Regions from separate parts of the Homo sapiens genome. Here region 2 is linked to region 1. A link is a loop called in an ENCODE intact Hi-C map of the cell type or tissue named here. Cell type or tissue: lower leg skin. All regions are shown on one strand. Each heading gives the region's core, and the rest is flanking DNA. Links, peaks and the distances in the headings are about the cores only. Region 1 overlaps EVC (EvC ciliary complex subunit 1). Region 2 overlaps STK32B (serine/threonine kinase 32B).

Region 1 (8,326 bases), core at 1-8,000:
ATAGCATAAGATACCAAGCATACACTTGGCCCACACAACATGCTCAAAAATGTCAGGCTGGGTTGGTGTGAGGCTGCAAGAAGTTGTCACTTGTCTAAAGTCACAGAGCCATGCCTGGGTTCATCTGTCCTCTACAGAGAAGCCCCTAAGGACTAAAAGGAAGAAGCCCCTGCCCCAGGAAAGAGGGGACCTGGGGGTGCCCAACAATGAGGACCTTGCCTCCGGGGACCAGACCTCAGGCTCACTCAGGTATGACTGGGCCCCGGACCTGTTGCCTGTGGCTGGGTTTGGTAAATGCACTCAGCTGCTGTGTGCCAAAAGTCAGGGCAGGAAAATCATCAGTCCCCTCAGAGGCATTAAATGTGAAGGTTCAAGAAATGACAGATATGAACGTAATTTGTGGGCAGTAAGCCATGATGATACCAGGGGTGCCACATGGCTGTTACCCTTCCTGTTTGTGTCTCATTTGGCCAGATGAGCCTTGACCTACCTCCACACCCCATTGGCATCCAGCCTGAAGTGTTGGGCAGTCCCTTCTTTGACCAGGGATGGCTGTGGTCATGGCACTTGGATGACCTCCTACCCAAGGAGGGAAACGGGTTTTATTGGTTTCTTAACAACCCATGTCAAAGTAAAAATTGTTTTGATCACCTTTGGCTGCATTTTCATTTAATCCGATTGGGTAAGTTATGGCATCATGATGGGCATGGAGTCAGCGTTCTAACTGGCTGCCTTTCTTCTCTGTTTTAAGCAGCAAAAGGCTGAGTCAGCAAGAAAGTGAAGCTGGGGACAGTGGGAACTCAAAGAAGATGCTAAAGAGAAGAAGCAACTTGTAGTTTAAGACCAGTCGGTGGGACAAGACCTGAAGCCCTGGGTCTGGGTGTGAATTCCACCTTCCCTCCTGCAGTGCTGAGAGGCAGCGAGGACGGAGAGGACAGCGGCATCTCTAGGCTCTTCTGAGAGGGACAGAGAAAGAATAGAAATGTGCCCTAAAAGCATAAATGAGTATCACCTGAGAAAATTAGGCATTCCCGTCTTGGAAACACGTCTCTGTGAGTTTGCATTTCATTTGGCTTGGAGCCCTGGCTCGATGCCTCATGGATCTTTCTCCCCAAGGAGGGACGTCTTGAGGGGTCCGAGCCTCAGGCCAAGGACCCCTGATGCAGACTCTGGAATCCCTGGCCCAAAGGCCTGTCTGGGCCCATCTGGGGCTGAGGACACACAGATACATAATGACACCTGCAGAAATGTATTCTCTGAGGACACTTAGAATATGAGGAAGAGGGTGTGGCCCAACCCTCACTTCACCTGGGGAGGGGCTTCTTCCGGACAGTAGACACCCTGCCCGTGCAGAGAGATGTCATGGGGGCACCTGCTCTCCCTGATAGATGCTGAGAGCATCCAGAAACTTCCAGACCAGCCCTCTCACCACACCCAGAAGAGGCCTTTCCCATCTGGAGAGAAGCTTCCAGACCAGCCCTTCACACACCACAGCCAGGAGGGGCCTTTCCCACCTGGAGAGAAACTTCCAGACCAGCCCCTCATACCACAGCCAAGAGGGGCCTTTCTCACCTGGAGAGAAATTTCCAGACCATCCCCTCTCACCACAGCCAGGAGAGGCCTTTCCCACCGGTAGAGAAACTTCCAGACCAGCCCCTCACACCACAGCCAAGAGAAGCCTTTCCAGCCTGGAGAGAAACTTCCAGACCAGCCCTCTCACTACAGCCAGGAGAGGCCTTTCCCGCCTGGAAACTTCCGGACAAGCCTCTCACACACCACAGCCAGGAGAGGCCTTTCCCACCTGGACAGAAACTTCCAGACCAGCCCCTCTCACCACAGCCAGGAGAGGCCTTTACCACCTGGAGAGAAGCTTCCAGACCAGCCCCTCACACCACAGCCAGGAGAGGCCTTTCCCACCTGGAGAGAAACTTCCAGACCAGCCCCTCATACCACAGCCAAGAGGGGCCTTTCTCACCTGGAGAGAAACTTCCAGACCAGCCCCTCACACCACCGCCAGGAGAGGCCTTTCCCACCGGGAGAGAAACTTCCAGACCAGCCCCTCACACCACAGCCAGGAGAGGCCTTTCCCACCGGGAGAGAAACTTCCAGACCAGCCCTCTCACTACAGCCAGAAGAGGCCTTTCCCACCGGGAGAGGAACTTCCAGACCAGCCCCTCACACCACAGCCAGGAGAGGCCTTTCCCGCCTGGAGAGAAGCTTCAGGCCAGCTCCTCACACCACAGCCAGGAGAGACCTTTTCTGCCTGGAGAGAAACTTTCAGACCAGCCCCACACACCACAGCCAGGAGAGGCCGTTCCTGCCTGGAGAGAAGCTTCCAGACCAGCCCTTCACACCACAGCCAGGAGAGGCCTTTCCCACCTGGAGAGAAACTTCCAGACCAGCCCCTCTCACCACAGCCAGGAGAGGCCGTTCCCACCTGGAGGGAAAATTGCTCCTTTGATGGAGGTTAGGGACTGTCACCCTCAGCACTGTGAACATACCGGGCGAGATCATTCTTCAGGGGAAGGAGCTGCCCAGAGCATCACAGGATGTTCCAGTGTCCCTGGTCTCTGCCCACCAGATGCCAGCACTCCCACCATTCGTGGCAACCAAGGATGTCTCCAGACACTGCCCCGTGTCCATGGGGTTATCACCCACTGTGCTGAGTCAAAGGGTGCCTTGCCCTGGTCTAATCCAGGACATAGCCGTGGATACGTCCAAAAATCCCCAGAACCTAGTGAGCCCTCTGGCTCTGGGAGCCCCTATCTCAGGAATTTTCAGGGTCATTTGTGACTTTTCATTTCTTAAAACCTGAAATAGACTCTCTTAGAAACAAGTGACTCCTTCCCAGTGGCCAAAACTTAATCATCAGAGCGCTTCCTTCAGTTCCTCACCCATCAGCCAGTGGGCTCTCCAAAGTTAACCAACAGCTCCCTCTTGTGGTTCACTAAAAAACTTGGTTATTCCATGGAGTTGTGCAAAGCTATGGCTTCCTTGGTGCAATATTCTTAAAACCTGCTTTGCATAGAAATCACTTTTGCCCAGGCTGGAGTGCAGTGGCGTGATCTCGGCTCATGGCAATCTCCATCTCCCGGGTTCAAGCGATTTTCCTGCCTCAGCCTCCCCAGTAGCTGGGACTACAGACGTGTGCCACCACGCCTGGCTAAATCTTTTTTGTATTTTATTTTAGTAGAGACGGGGTTTCACCATACTGGCCAGGCTGCTCTCGAACTCCTGACCTCATCGTCCACCTGCCTCGGCCTCCCCAAAGTGCTGAGATTAGGCGTTAGCCACCGCGCCCGGCCAGAAATCACTTTTATATTGTCACATGGGCCCTCTGCACAGAGTCCGATGGCTCCTCCCGGGGAAGCCTGATTTTGTGACGTGTGTATAGTAAATGCAGGCCCTCTGGCAGCACCATAATTGGTCGGTTACCCTGAGCCCAGAGCTCTGAAAGCATCTGTGGAATGATCACGGGACCCTTCTCCTCTGAGAAGGCTCCCGGCTGCCTCCCCGCCACCGAGCTTGTAGCCTGAATGCCTGGCTGTCGCATGGAGCATTTTGCTTCTGGGGTGTCTTCCTTAGCCAAAGGGAACGTGTCATTTGCTCGACCCTGGCCCACCCTTGCCGCCCAGCTGTTGTGCTGGGCACAGTCTGGGGCACAGGCCTCCATGATGAAGACGCGTGGGCTGTCGGTGCTTTCATCCGTCACAAACTGGCACCTGTACCTGCCAGCAGGAGCATGATGGGGACTTCCATGCTGGAATTGCTCCCTGATTAAAATGAGATATGGCTATTTGGAAGACACTGCATTTTAGCCAGTGTACCTGGGCACAGACTCGGGGCTGCCCTGAAGCTGATGAAGGCTTGAAGGACGGAAGGGCTGAGCCACATGAAGGCAGCACTCAGGGCCAGGGGAGAGAGAAGAGGATCAGCAGTGCAGCCCCAGGATGCCTCGCAGGTACCCTGCCTCCATTTTGGTTACCATCCCCACTTATTATGGGCTGTGGGCTGTTATGGTGATGGATGGATGTGGATTTGGAAGGGGACCATGAGAGATGATGTATTATGATGAACTCATGATTTAATTCTTTGGTGAAAATAGCACCCTCTGACCTGTACTTGAGACCGCAGGATGAAGCCAGCACGGTTTTTTGTACTCCCCCAGGGTGAGTGCACTCTCCCAGGACCCTCCTGGCCAACCAGGGGTCACGTTCTGCACCACATTCCTTCTGAGGCCCTGGCCAGGGCGGTGCTGATCTTGCTGTTGCCACAGAAGCCTCTCCTGCCCCTGCCATCCGCCCATCACATGTTCTCCAACGCAAATCTGCCTGGCCTTATGGGCGGCGTTCCCTGGCTCTTAGGAGAAAAAGCCAGATCTTTACCATGGACCATGAGGCTCAGAGAGGTCTAGGCTGAGCCCACCCCTGCGGCCTAGCAGATGCCCTTCCCCTTCACTCTGCACCTGGTCCCTGTCTTCTCTCATGGCCTCACATGGGCCACACCCCTGCCCCCCACTGGGCCTTTGCTCATGATGTGCATTCTTTCTGGAAGACCCCTGCCCCCCTCCCCAGCCCTCTGCCCAGTGGCTCCTAGCCACTCCTCACATGGAGTCAGGACTCACATCTCCAGAGATCCCCCTCTGCCCCCAACCCTGAACAACATCAGGGCCCCCCTTAGATTCTAGGTCCTGTGTTCTTTGCTGCTGGGACTGGGGTGAGGTCGGTGGGGGAGCATATAAATAACCTTCCTTTATTTCTTGTCCAAGTTCATCACTATACACAGAGGTGTACAGTGAGACCCACATAAACAATCCCACTAAACCCAACTCAACTGGCCCTTACCCAGATCCTCCAAATGTCCCAGGCCTCCCTAGTGTCACCTGATATGCAGTGGCATCAGCAGGAAAGGGAACAGTGGTCTTAAGGATTGCAGCTAAAAGATCTGACTGTGGCATTGTAAACTGTAAGGAATGTGTCAGTGAACCCGTGGCTAAGCCCACTCCCGGGTCTCGGTGGGGTCTGTGCACAGGTGGCAGAAGTGTGAGCTCCATGAGCTTTACAGTGAATCAGCTGTGGGGCACAGAGGGCAAGCTTTTCCTCCACCCTACGAAGGCTCCTTGAGAAACAATTGACCAAAGGCAGACCAATAGGAAAAAGAAAAGCATTCCAACGTAACGTGCATGGCATGGGGAATTGCAGGAGAGTGATGACCCCACAAACCAGTGAGGTCCAGGTGCTTCCACACCCTCATAGGGAGACGGGAAATGGGGGAAATGTGGCCGTTTAGAGGGTAAAGCGTGATTTATAGGGGGAACGAATCGATCCAGAGGCAGGCACTGTCTTGGGAGTGATCCTTCCCAGACTGGCCAATCAGGTATTTCTCCTCCTCCCCAGAGAAGAATAAAAGAGAGAGGGAGAGGGGCCAGGGAAGTCCCTTGTGCTGTCCCCCAGAGAGTGGAAGCCCCTCCCTCTATGGAAACCAGAGGAGTGGGAGATGGGATTATTCTCCCCTAAATGTTTCCTCTATAGCCCTTAACAGAGTGTGCAGTTCGGTGCTTTGAGTAATCATTTGATTCGCACCTGACGTCCCCCCTGGAATGTACACCATTGACCGGCCACATGCCACCTGGCATATAACAGGCATTCATGGTCACCTGGTGGAAGGAAGGGAGGGAGGCCTGGGAATATTCCTTTCCTCCTGTGGCAACTGGTTTGGAAGGAAGGGAGGGAGGAACGCTGAGTATATACTTTCCTCCTGTGGTGTATGGATTGGAAAGGAAGGAGGGAGGGAGGGAGGCCAGGAATACTATTTTCCCCCCATGGCTTATAGATTTGGCTGTGTGTCAGCATTACCCAGGGGCTCATTAAAAACAACATTCTTAGCCCCATCCCAGAGATTCTGAGTCAGCAGATTGGACAGGAGGCCTGGGGATCTGTTTTTTCCCCACTGGGCTCCCGCTGATGGACTTGGTCCACTTCCTGATGCACCTCCTGCCCACCGACATAGCCTGCAGTCCAGCCGCTGGACTTAGTCTGAGGTGAGCTCTTCATCCGCCTTGTTCTGGCTGTGGTGGCCATGAACATGTACCTCTTGGGTCCCCAACGGCAAGGAGCAAAAACGACCAACATCCTTGGGATTTCCTGCCGTGCTCAGAAATCCTTCCCTGCGTGAGCATGGAGGCCACACTTCCTGCAGGGTGCTCCCAGTGCCTGCAAGAGGCAGGGATGTGGAGGCCTCCTTAGCCCACATGACAGGGCTCCTCCAGAGGACAGCCTGGGCCCCAGGACTTCTTGCTCTACCTGCTGAGATGTAGAACTGTGCAGCACCAGAGTCTTGCCTCCCTCCCTCCTTTCTACCCTCTCTTCACTCCCTTCCTCCCCTCCCTCCCTTCTTTCCTTACCCCCTCTGTCCTTCTTTTCTCCCTCCCTCCTTCCCCTCTCTCCCTTCCCTCCCTCCTTCCCCTCTCTCCCTTCCCTCCCTCCCTTCCCTTCTCCCCTCTCTCCCCTCCCTCTCTCCCTCCATCATGGGGCTGTCAGCTGCATCGCAAATCTGTGGGCTCTGCCTCCTCTGGCTCTCTCCTCATTTTGCCTCACAGATATGTCCCCCAGTACACATCTTGCCCACATCTAATCCTGGCTCAGTGTCTGCGTCTCAGAGGACGTGGACCAAGGCACTTGCCGTCTCAGGCTTAGTTGACCCTTCAACCTCCTGAGAACTCTGGGCCCAGGCAACCCTAGAGAACTGACTCCTGTCCATGTTCTCCTTTCTCTGGAAACCACTTAGCTGCCTCCGTCATGCTCTGGGCAAAGGCAGGGCAGGTTGGGAGAAGGAATCAGTGAGGCTGAGGCCCCAGCCTAAAGGTCACAGGGCCGCCTGGCCCAGGAGAAATCCCCTGCACCAGGCATTTGCCCACATGGCTACAAGTGAACGTTGGGATACGGAGTGTTCTTTTTTGCTATGAAACTGGAGTCATGGAGGTCCTGGTCGACATTCTTCCTTCCAAATACAGTGGCCTGGATGGGGGAGGGCAGTGGCTATAGAGGCTTCCTGCACCGTGTCGGGGCTCTTGTCCATTGCAAGCTGGGACCCCAAGCTACCCACGTGGTGTTTGGCTCCCGTCTGATAGGGAAAGACTTTGAAGTCCACATCCAGGCATAATGGATAGCCAGGCTGCCTAAGTGGTTTGATAGATCTCCCAGAAAATTCCCAGATGGACTCTGGACGCACAGCCATGCCACAGCTTTCCTCCTCTTGGGAACAGACTACCAGTGAGAGGCTTTACTCTGAAGCCAGGTGCACCAGGGCCCCTGTGTCTTTTCCTCTAAAATCTCTGCAGGTCTGCACTAAGAGAAAAATAGAAAGTTCAACTTGCTAAGAGCCCCTTTTGCTTAGGAAACTTCTTTTCATGGTTTTTCACTTCATAAATGGACTTGATTGGAATGAACCTTTAGGCAAATGACACTGTCAATGGGCATCACGGCCACACTCTGCCTTGGAAAGAGTAACACAGAGGAGGGTTACGCACTTACGTCAGAAGAGTAGCTCTGTTGAGTCTATAGAGATTTGGCCCCAGGATAAGGGTAGCACCTTCTCTTGTCCACTGTCTATGATCAAGGTGGCCAGACCAACCCTGGGGGCTAGAACATGGTAGACCCTACTGGTGACATCTGAAAATGGTTTGGCTTTACGTAGATGAAGGAAAAGTATGTGCAAAGACCTTGCCCATTCTGTCTCACTTTTTAAGAGTCAATATGCAATCTGGAGGCAAAGATAGACAAACCAACTGATGTGGTTTGGCTGTGTCCCCACCCAAATCTCATCTTGAATTGTAGCTCCCATAATTCCGTGATGTGGGAGGGACCTGGTGGGAGATAATTGAATCATGGGGGCAGTTTCCCCCCATACTGTTCTTGTGGTAGTGAATAAGTCTCAAGAGGTCTGATGGTTTAGAAGGGGAAACCATTTTCACTTGGTTCTCATTCTCTCTCTTGCCTGCCATCATGAAGACGTGCCTTCTGCCATGATTGTGAAGTTCTAGCCACGTGGAACTGTGAGTCCATTAAACCTCTTTTTCTTTATAAATTACCCAGTCTTGGGTATGTCTTTATCAGCAGAGTGAGAACAGACTAATACACCAACAAATGCAGAGGGGCCAGAACCACCCCTTCCTGGGACATCAGAGCCAACAGTTAAGTGGTCTGGATTCCAAACTCATTTACTTAATGTCGATAGGTTGAAATTGGCCATGGCAAGAGACTTATGTTGAAACTTAATACCCAATGTGGCAGTACTGAAAGGTGGGGCCTGTTAGAGGTGATTGGGT
Region 2 (8,326 bases), core at 48-8,047, 350 kb before region 1:
TCCCTGGCTAGTGTTTCATGTCAGATTATTTTAAAGACTTCCGTCACTCCTTTTGGTGCAAAAATAATGTCTCCCCACATCAGTTTCTCCAAGAGTGCCAGGCTTCCAGACCTTTTTCACAAACCGTGGTAGCAGCGCACACGCACGTTTCTGAACACAGACCCTCCCCAGCCTGCCCAGTGTTCACCACTGAATCCAACCGAAGCCAAGCCTGGCTGATGCTCATCTGTTCCCGTCCTCTCCCTGTGAGCAGCGTTGCATCCCCACCTGCTTAGCCAGTTCACCTGGTCCAGGGCTGGCCCTGCTCTCCCCTGAGCCCACCTTTCTCCCCACTTCCCTCGCAGGCAGGGCTCCAGACAGGCTATGGAATGGCAGGTCGCACAGGGCTTCGTCCTTCATTCTTCCAGGCCTGGCCATGTGCCGTTCCCACTGCCTGGACCTCCTTCTGCCCGCCCAGACCTGCCTAACCTTAGGGAATCTGCCCGGCTGGAAGGCTTCCTTGACCCCAGAGTGGACATGGTGCTGCCTCTGAGTTCAGAAAGCTCCCTGGCTCTTCAGACACCCCTCGGACTGCTGTGGGAACAGGCCATGGGGACAAAGTGTCCAGGGCAGGCTTAGCATAGAGTGGCTGTTCAGGTAGAGCTCTCTGCTGTTCTCCCAATATAATTATTTTAGGGTTTCACTTGGCCAACTGGGAGCTCTGTGTGCCTGTGTGGGTATGTGTGGAAGTGTGTCTGTGTGTATGCCTGTGCATCTGTGTGTGCATGCCAGTGCATTTGTGTGTACCCATGTGTCTGTGTGTCTGTACGTCTGTATGTCTGTGTGCATGCCCGTGGTGTGTGTGCCTATATGTCTATGTGTGCCTGTGTATCTGCGTGTGTGTGCCTCTGTTTTTGTGTCTGTATGTGTGTGTGTGTATGTGTCTGTGTGTGTGTACCTGCTTGTGTGTCTGTGTGTCTGTATGTCTATATGTGTCCGTGTGCCTGTGTGTGTGCCTATATGTCTGTGTGTGCCTGTGCATCTGTGTGTGTGTGTGCATCTGTGTGTGTGTGTGGTGTGCAAGTGTGCCTTGGGGCCGGCAGGGGCAGCTGCGGGGGCAATGGCTCAATGCTGGGGGCAGGCAGTCTGCATCCCATTTCCCACCCTATTCCGCTGGCCAATGAGAAAGTGAAAAGCACAGACCTTACTGTCACCATCTGTGTCCCCCAAACACCTACACCCACCAGCACTGTGCTGCACAGGAGCTGGACCCCTGGGAAGAAAACAGCCCCAGGGCTGCCAGGGAGCTTACAGACAACAGTGCACAGCCCCCACTGCGGGTCGACCTTTGGGGAGGGACCACTCTGGGATGGGGGACTGTCCTTTGCCTTGTACAGTGTTGAGCAGCACCCCGGGACTGTACTCATGAGATGCCAGTAGCATCCCCTCTGTTGTGCAAACAAAAATGTCTCCAGACATTGCCAAGCATCCCCTGAGGATAAAGTTGTTCCCAGTTGACAACCACAAGGGTAGGGTTTTGTGGAGCCATAAGCCAATAAACCTACAAAGACAGAAAATAAACCACAGGGCAGGGCCCTCGGAAGGAGACCCGCAGGCTCTGCTGAGCCGGGAGTAAAGGTTTGGGTCTCTTCTGCCGTCTCTGTGACCTCAGGCGGCTGCACCCTAGTTCTTCACAGATCCGATGAGAAACCAGGACCCTCACAGAGCCTGGGGAGTAGAGCCCGGAGGCTTCCAAAGCCTCTGCTCTGCGCGCATTCCCGTGGCTGACTTCCTTCCTAATGCACATTTTGGACAGTCCAGAGAAATATGCCCGCCTTCTTCACAGGCTCTGATCTGCCAAACTCAGGGTGAGACTGGCGAAGGCTAAGAATCTCGATGCAGTCCTGCACATCAGGCACAAATTGCCTAATTAGCACTTCCTCGAGTGCTGTCTGAGCCTTCCCTGAGGCTGTGTGCTGGGATGCCCTGGGGGGCATCTGGGGTCAGCCTGTGGCTTTGCCATATTGTGTGCCTGAGCCTGTTGGCAGGTGCCTGCCTTTGCAGCACCCTGGCCTGCTGCTCCTCCTCAGCCCCTCTCCTGCACACACCCACACACTGATGCACACTCACACACTCAGTCACACTCACACATAGACACACATGCACACTCATTCCCCCACACACATATGCACACGTGCCCCCACACACAGTCTCACACACATACCTACTCATCCTACACAAGCACATGCATTCACATATATACTCACCCACACACACCTTCACACACATGCACACTCCCATACAAACACACACACACACAAGCAAGCCCCCTACCACATGCCCACCTACAGGGCAGTGAGCCTCAGCCCCACCCACAGGTCTGTAGCCTCCCCTCTGGCTGTGCTGTCTCCTAGCTGGAACCTTGCACAGGCCGCTTTCTCTTCCGGGGATCCCTTCCTCTCCTTGTCCACAAGGCAGTCTCCTACCCCTCCTTCAAGACAGCATAAAGCAAGGACTGGCCCAGTTGCCAGTCTCAGCAGAAGCCTTCTGTATTAGGCCATTCTTGCATTGCTATAAAGGAATAACTGAGGTTGGGTAATTTATAAAGAAGAGAGGCTTAACTGGCTTACAGTCCTGCGGGCTGTACAGGAAGCATGGCACCTGCATCAGCTTTGCTTCTGGGGAGGCATCAGGGAGCTTCCAGTCAGGGCGGAAGGTGAAGCAAGAGCAGGTGTGTCACGTGGCAGGAGCAGGAACAGCAGTGGGGGTGGGGGGTGCCACACGCTCTTAAACTACCAGATGTCTCACCAGAGCTCACTCACTATTGTGAGGACAGCACCTAGCCATGAGGGATCCGTCCCCATGAACCAAACACCTCCCACCAGGCCCCACCTCCCAAACTGGGAATTACATCTCAACATGAGATTTGCAGGGGACAGGCAAGTTATGTCACCTTCTGAAGGAAAGACAAGCCCAAGCTTGGCCTCCTCTGGGACATTCCCAGCCAGCGCCACCACCTCCCTGCACAGAGCAGGCCTCAGCCTCTCCTGCAACCCTCTGCACGAGTGCCTAGGGATACATCAGTGGTGAGAACACTCTGTCGCAGTGCGCCTGCCATCCTGCTGGGAGCTTCGGAGGGTGAGGGCCGCGAAGTGTTGGCTGACCTCTCTCTGCCTGAGCCAGACCCCAGAACAATGGGTGACAATAGAAGGCACTAGAAGGCCTAAGTGTGTGCTTGTCACGTGAATGAACGAATGATGATGGCCAACAGGTCTGAGCGTGTTCTGTGTACCTGCCATTGTTCTGATAACTTTGTGTGACTTATCTTGTGTCAGCTTCACACCAGTCCTGGGCAGTGGATCCTGTTAATGGCATTCTCAGCAAGGTTAGGCAACTTGCCCAAGATTTCTCAGTGAGAAATTGAGAGTTTGAATTCAGATGGTCTAGATCCAGAACCTGCATTTTTATGAATGAATGAATGAGTGGCAGGCAAAACAAGGCAGAGCCTGCATATTTATGAACGAATGAATGAATGAATGAGTGGCAGGTAAAACAGGTCTGGAGAGACCTGGGCCTGAGATTCAACTTGCTCCTTAGGGGAGGGCAACTTCTGGAGGACAGATGTGTGAAATCAGGGAAGGTGATCATAGTTGAGTTCCAGGAGTTGGTGATGATGGACAAAGCCCAGTGCCAGGCAGGGGAAGGGAGAGGCCATTGGTACCGCGAACCCAAGGAGGGTCCACAGCAGGTCACAACAGAAAGGATGAGGCCCAGCCTCTAGGACTGAGAAAGCAAGGGGCAAAGGACATAGGACTCCACTCCATTAGCCCACGAATGACACAGTGACAACAACTCGGTAACATTTATTGGGCAACTCCTGTGTGGCAGGGGCTGGGCTAGGAGCTTTTCTTGCATTTTCTCATGTCAGCCTCACAGACTTGCACTAGTGCCCTCATCTTACAATATGGAAACTGAGGCCCATAGAGGTTTAGGGAGTTCCTGGGAGTTAGGGAAGCCAGGACTTTCCCCAGTTCTGTCTGCAAAGTCCCTGTCTTCCTCCTGCCCCCAGGTCATGGCAAAGGCACTGGCTGGCATCAAGCAGATTAGGGAGCATGGCCAAGACAAGTTCAGCTTTAGGTAGCAAGACCCTTTCTTGTAAATTGGGTTCAAGGCCAGGAATCCTAGGGAGGTGAGGGGACAGCAGAGAAGCAGAGGGAATGGCCAGTTGTGGAACGGCCACCATGGTCAGGCATCCACCGTTCTGGAAGCTTGGCAAACTCTTATCATCTGATCCCTCAACAAACTCTGAGCCTGCCATATTTCACAATGATGAGGAAACTGAGGCAGAGAGAGGTTATGAATCTCCCTCAGCATCACGCAGGTAAAAGGAGAGGACACAGGGCCCAGTGGCAAGGCTGGCTGACCTCAAGGCTGTGCCTCGCCTCTCTCCTTCTTGGCCAGGTCACAGCAGGCCCAGGTCCTAACAGGCCCAGGGACCACCACTGTAGGGAGGACTTGCTTCATGCCTGGCCCTACTTGGAGTACTTTATAGATATTATATTATTAATTCCCTATATGGGAATTATTGTTACCCAAACTTTACAGCTAATGAACTGAGTCCCAAGGAAGTCATGAAACTTACAAGATCAGGAAGTAGCAGAACTGGGATTTTTCCCCTGTGCGCGCCAAAGCTGCTGTTATAGCCACCGGGCTGCATTGCCTTTGGGGACCGGCACCTGGGGCCATCATCTGGGCTACAGCTGAGGAATGAAAGTGGCTACCAGGAATCTGGGTCCAAGGCCCAGAAGTCAGGGAGACCTAAATTCCTCCTGACCACAGCGGGAGGAGCCCCTGGCCAGGAGCAGGGCCAGGCCGGAGGGTCAGCTGACTCTAGCTGCCAGGGGGCGGGAGGCGGGGGTACGGAGCAGGGAACCAGGGCAGGAAGTTGGGCAGATTTTGAGCTGAAATTGTATTCTTAAGTTATTTAGAATGATTTTTATAAAAAAGATAGTAATGACAGGACAATGTGCATAGGATAAAATAATAAGTGAAAAAATCAGATTCGAAAACTGAACTCAGCCTAGTATGAAAAACAGGCATAGAAAGGGGCCTAAGGAAATACCTGGATGTTAACAGGAGTGCGGTTGCCCCAGGGGGACTATGTGTAAATATATGATGTGTACAGTGAGAACGTGTTGCTTTTTATCATCAGAAAACAGAAACAAAGGTAACCCGTGTATCCAACAAGAGTAAGTTCATCATTACTTGTTGAATGAATGAATGGTTGAATTAATGAAAAGAAAATTCAGTGATGGGTGGAACGCAGACAGACCATGTTTTCTTTTCTACTCCCCTTTAGAAAGGGAGGTTGAACTGCGATCCCACATTTGAGCTTGAAGAGATGATTCTAGAATCCAAGCCACTTCACAAAAAGAAGAAGCGATTGGCAAAGAACAGATCCAGGGATGGCACAAAGGACAGCTGCCCGCTGGTGAGTGCTTCGTGGGAGCCGTTCCGGGAGAGAAATCCTGTGCTCATAGGGAAATGACTGAGCCAGGCCACTGTTTAGCAAAAAGGGGACATTTCAATCCTCCCTTCCAATTTCCTTATTTTGCAGTAAATAAAATGCTACTATCAAACAAGTAGGGGGAAAGAGTGAAGTAAGGCATTCACACTCCTGGCATTCCTTGAGCGCTATTCCTACAGCAGGAAGCTTGTGTAGCTCTAAGGCAGGGGGAGGGACCCAGCGGTCCCACTGCGCCCTTGAGAAAGATTTTGTACCGCAGAGGCCCCCAGGGCTGCACGATGACTTTTGTGGGTCCTGGGCACTTTGCCTCTGTGGGCCTCTGTATTCGTTTCCTGGGGCTGCCACAAGCTAGGTGGCTTAAAACAACCCACATTGATTCTCTCACGGTTCTGGAGGCCAGAAATCCAAACTCAAGGTCTCCGCAGAGCCCAGCTCTCTCCAAAGGCTATAGGGGAGGGGCCGTCCTTGGCTCCCCAGGCTTCGAGTGGCGGCCGGCCCCCTTGTCCTTCGCTGGCTCGCAGCTGCATGGTTCCAGTCTCTCCCTCCGTCACTGCATGGCCTTATTCTCTGTGTCTTCGCATGTCTTCATATGGCCTTCATATAAGGACCCCAGTCATTGGTCTTAGGGCCTACCTAATTCACTGTGACTTCATCTTAACTGGATTACATCTGTAAAGGTTCTATTTCCAAATAACGTCATGTTTATAAGTACTGGGGGGCTGGGACTCAAGATACCTTTCAGAGGACACAATTCAACACACAACACCCCCCTCCCCTATGCAAGTGGAGCCCCTGGCATCATGGTTGTGAATTTCTGGTTTTCCATGCCCCTCACGTGGGCCTTAAGTGGTCAGGAAAATAAGCTCATGAATTTCAGCCCATATTCCATTCTAACATGGCTTTTAAGTTGGATTTCATGGCTTAACGTGGAGAAAAGCATCTTTGTCCACCAGGCTACCTTTGGACACAGCCACCCATGCAGTCAGGGTCAGCCCCAGACACTTAGCTTGGCTTGTCCCGGTCCCAAGCATCTGAGGTTTCCATCTAGGTCAGTCTGCCGTCCTGTGATGCTCCATTACCGCGCGTCCCCGGACCGTGCTTTGTCATTTAGTCACCCCTCTGTGCTCTTTGACAGAATGGACACCTGCAGCACTGTTTGGAGACTGTCCGGGAGGAATTCATCATATTCAACAGAGAGAAGTAAGTCCTTCATACTGTCCCCCTTGGGCAAAGCCTGTCCTAAGTGACCCAAGGTCCTCCTGGCAGAATCACAGTCCCTGCCCCCCAAACCGGCCTTGACGACAAAAGGGAAGGTATCGCTGAGGTGAGACACAGGGCTCTGGTGGGGGGTGAAACTCCTGGATTTTGAATTAGACAGGGCTCCGATCCTGCCTCTGCTGTGTGGCCTGAGCCAGTCTCTGGGAGCTCCCATGAGAATGGGGAGGCTGCAGCAGCCCTGAGCGGGCACACAGGAACACAGGCGGAGAGGCAGGCTCACTGTGATGAAAAGTAAGAGCGCTGGGGTCAAGTTGCCTGGGGCCAAGTCCTGGCTCTGCCACTGCAGAGTGACCTTGCCCTGCCTGAGCCTCCTGGTCAGCATCAGCCCAGTGGAGAGGCCTCCTTAAGACGCGGGGCTGTGAGAATTAAATGAGGCTGTGGTCCCGCAGCACCTGGTATGGAAGGGGTTCTCAACACGGCAAGGTAATGACGATTGTTACTAATATTTACTTGGGTAAGGTCGGTGGGGGATGCTGGAACCTCAGCAGCCTGGGATGGGAAAAGAGACACAGGGAATCTGGGAGGGGCTAGGTGGGGTGTGCCCTGGCCATGGGACTGCCCTCTAAGGGGCTGGTCAACAAAGCAGGCAGACACCTCAGGCTCGGTTCCAGCCAATGATAATATCTAGAGGAGGCCGGGCGCGGTGGCTCACACCTGTAATTCTAGCATTTTGGGAGGCTGAGGCGGGCAGATCACGAGGTCAGGATATCGAGACCACGGTGAAACCCCGTCTCTTCTAAAAATACAAAAAGTTAGCTGTGCGCAGTGGCGGGCACCTGTAGTCCCAGCTACTCGGGAGGCTGAGGCAGGAGAATGGTGTGAACCCGGGAGGCAGAGCTTGCAGTGAGCCGAGATCGCGCACACTGCACTCCAGCCTGGGCGACAGAGCAAGACTCCGTCTCAAAAAAAAAAAAAAAAATTATCTAGGGGATTTGTGGCTGTGGCTGACTTGTCAGAGCTGGGGCTCCAGCAGGGGCAGCCGATGAGCCCCATTGGACCCACACTAAGCCAAGCTTTGGGTTGGTGGAGGCAAATCAGAGATGCTTCCTGCCCTCCAGGAGATTCAAATATTGATTGACTCAAAAAATCATTGATTACAGGCCCTTATGCAATCCCCAGTATTCAACCGTTTTGGCTTTCAGCAGATGCTAACAGCGCAGGAAACACGTGCTAAGGCCAAGGGCCACCCAGGGCAGTGCATGTCACAGCAGACACCTGGCTCAGCCTGGGTGGTTGGGGAAGTTCTCTAGGTGGCGTGCTGGGCCAAGTCCTAAGGGACATGTAGGGGAAAACGCGGCATTCCAGGAGTAGGAAAAGTGCACAGAGAAGGAAGACAGCATGGCTGCCGCAGGGCCTAGAGAGTGAGGAGAGGTGAGGGATGGGGCAGGGATGGGTGTTTGGGTTCCAGCCATGGGCCAGTGGGCAGGACAGGGCCCCAGTCCCAGTCGATGCTGGGGAGGCAAAGGAGGCAGCAGCCTTTCACTGACCCTGAGTGGCTATAGCTCTGAGGGCCAATGGGTGCCCAGATCAGCACAGACACAC

Evidence for each region. A loop is a pair of places that touch in the nucleus more often than their neighbours do. Peaks named below come from ENCODE experiments on the same cell type or tissue, not always from the same donor. Only the 100,000 strongest peaks of a DNase experiment are listed, where the experiment ranks them.
Region 2: a loop joins it to region 1, with 2.9 times the contacts of the local background. A loop is called at or near these places in 1 of 110 quality-filtered maps.

The regions. Positions count from the first base shown.
Region 1 is chr4:5,810,202-5,818,527 of GRCh38, forward strand. It overlaps EVC (EvC ciliary complex subunit 1), which reads left to right. Exons shown (of 21, transcript NM_153717.3): 20 at 138-249; 21 at 752-4,104. The coding sequence ends at 836. Among named protein-coding and RNA genes, the nearest start is that of CRMP1, 79 kb to the right of the region's middle. RefSeq lists an enhancer at 2,781-2,830. In lower leg skin, for the core only: no CTCF peak of the experiment used is centred there; no DNase peak of the experiment used is centred there.
Region 2 is chr4:5,461,365-5,469,690 of GRCh38, forward strand. It overlaps STK32B (serine/threonine kinase 32B), which reads left to right. Exons shown (of 12, transcript NM_018401.3): 10 at 5,339-5,470; 11 at 6,642-6,706. Among named protein-coding and RNA genes, the nearest start is that of LINC01587, 59 kb to the right of the region's middle. In lower leg skin, for the core only: no CTCF peak of the experiment used is centred there; DNase peaks (open chromatin) are centred at 3,007 and 4,857.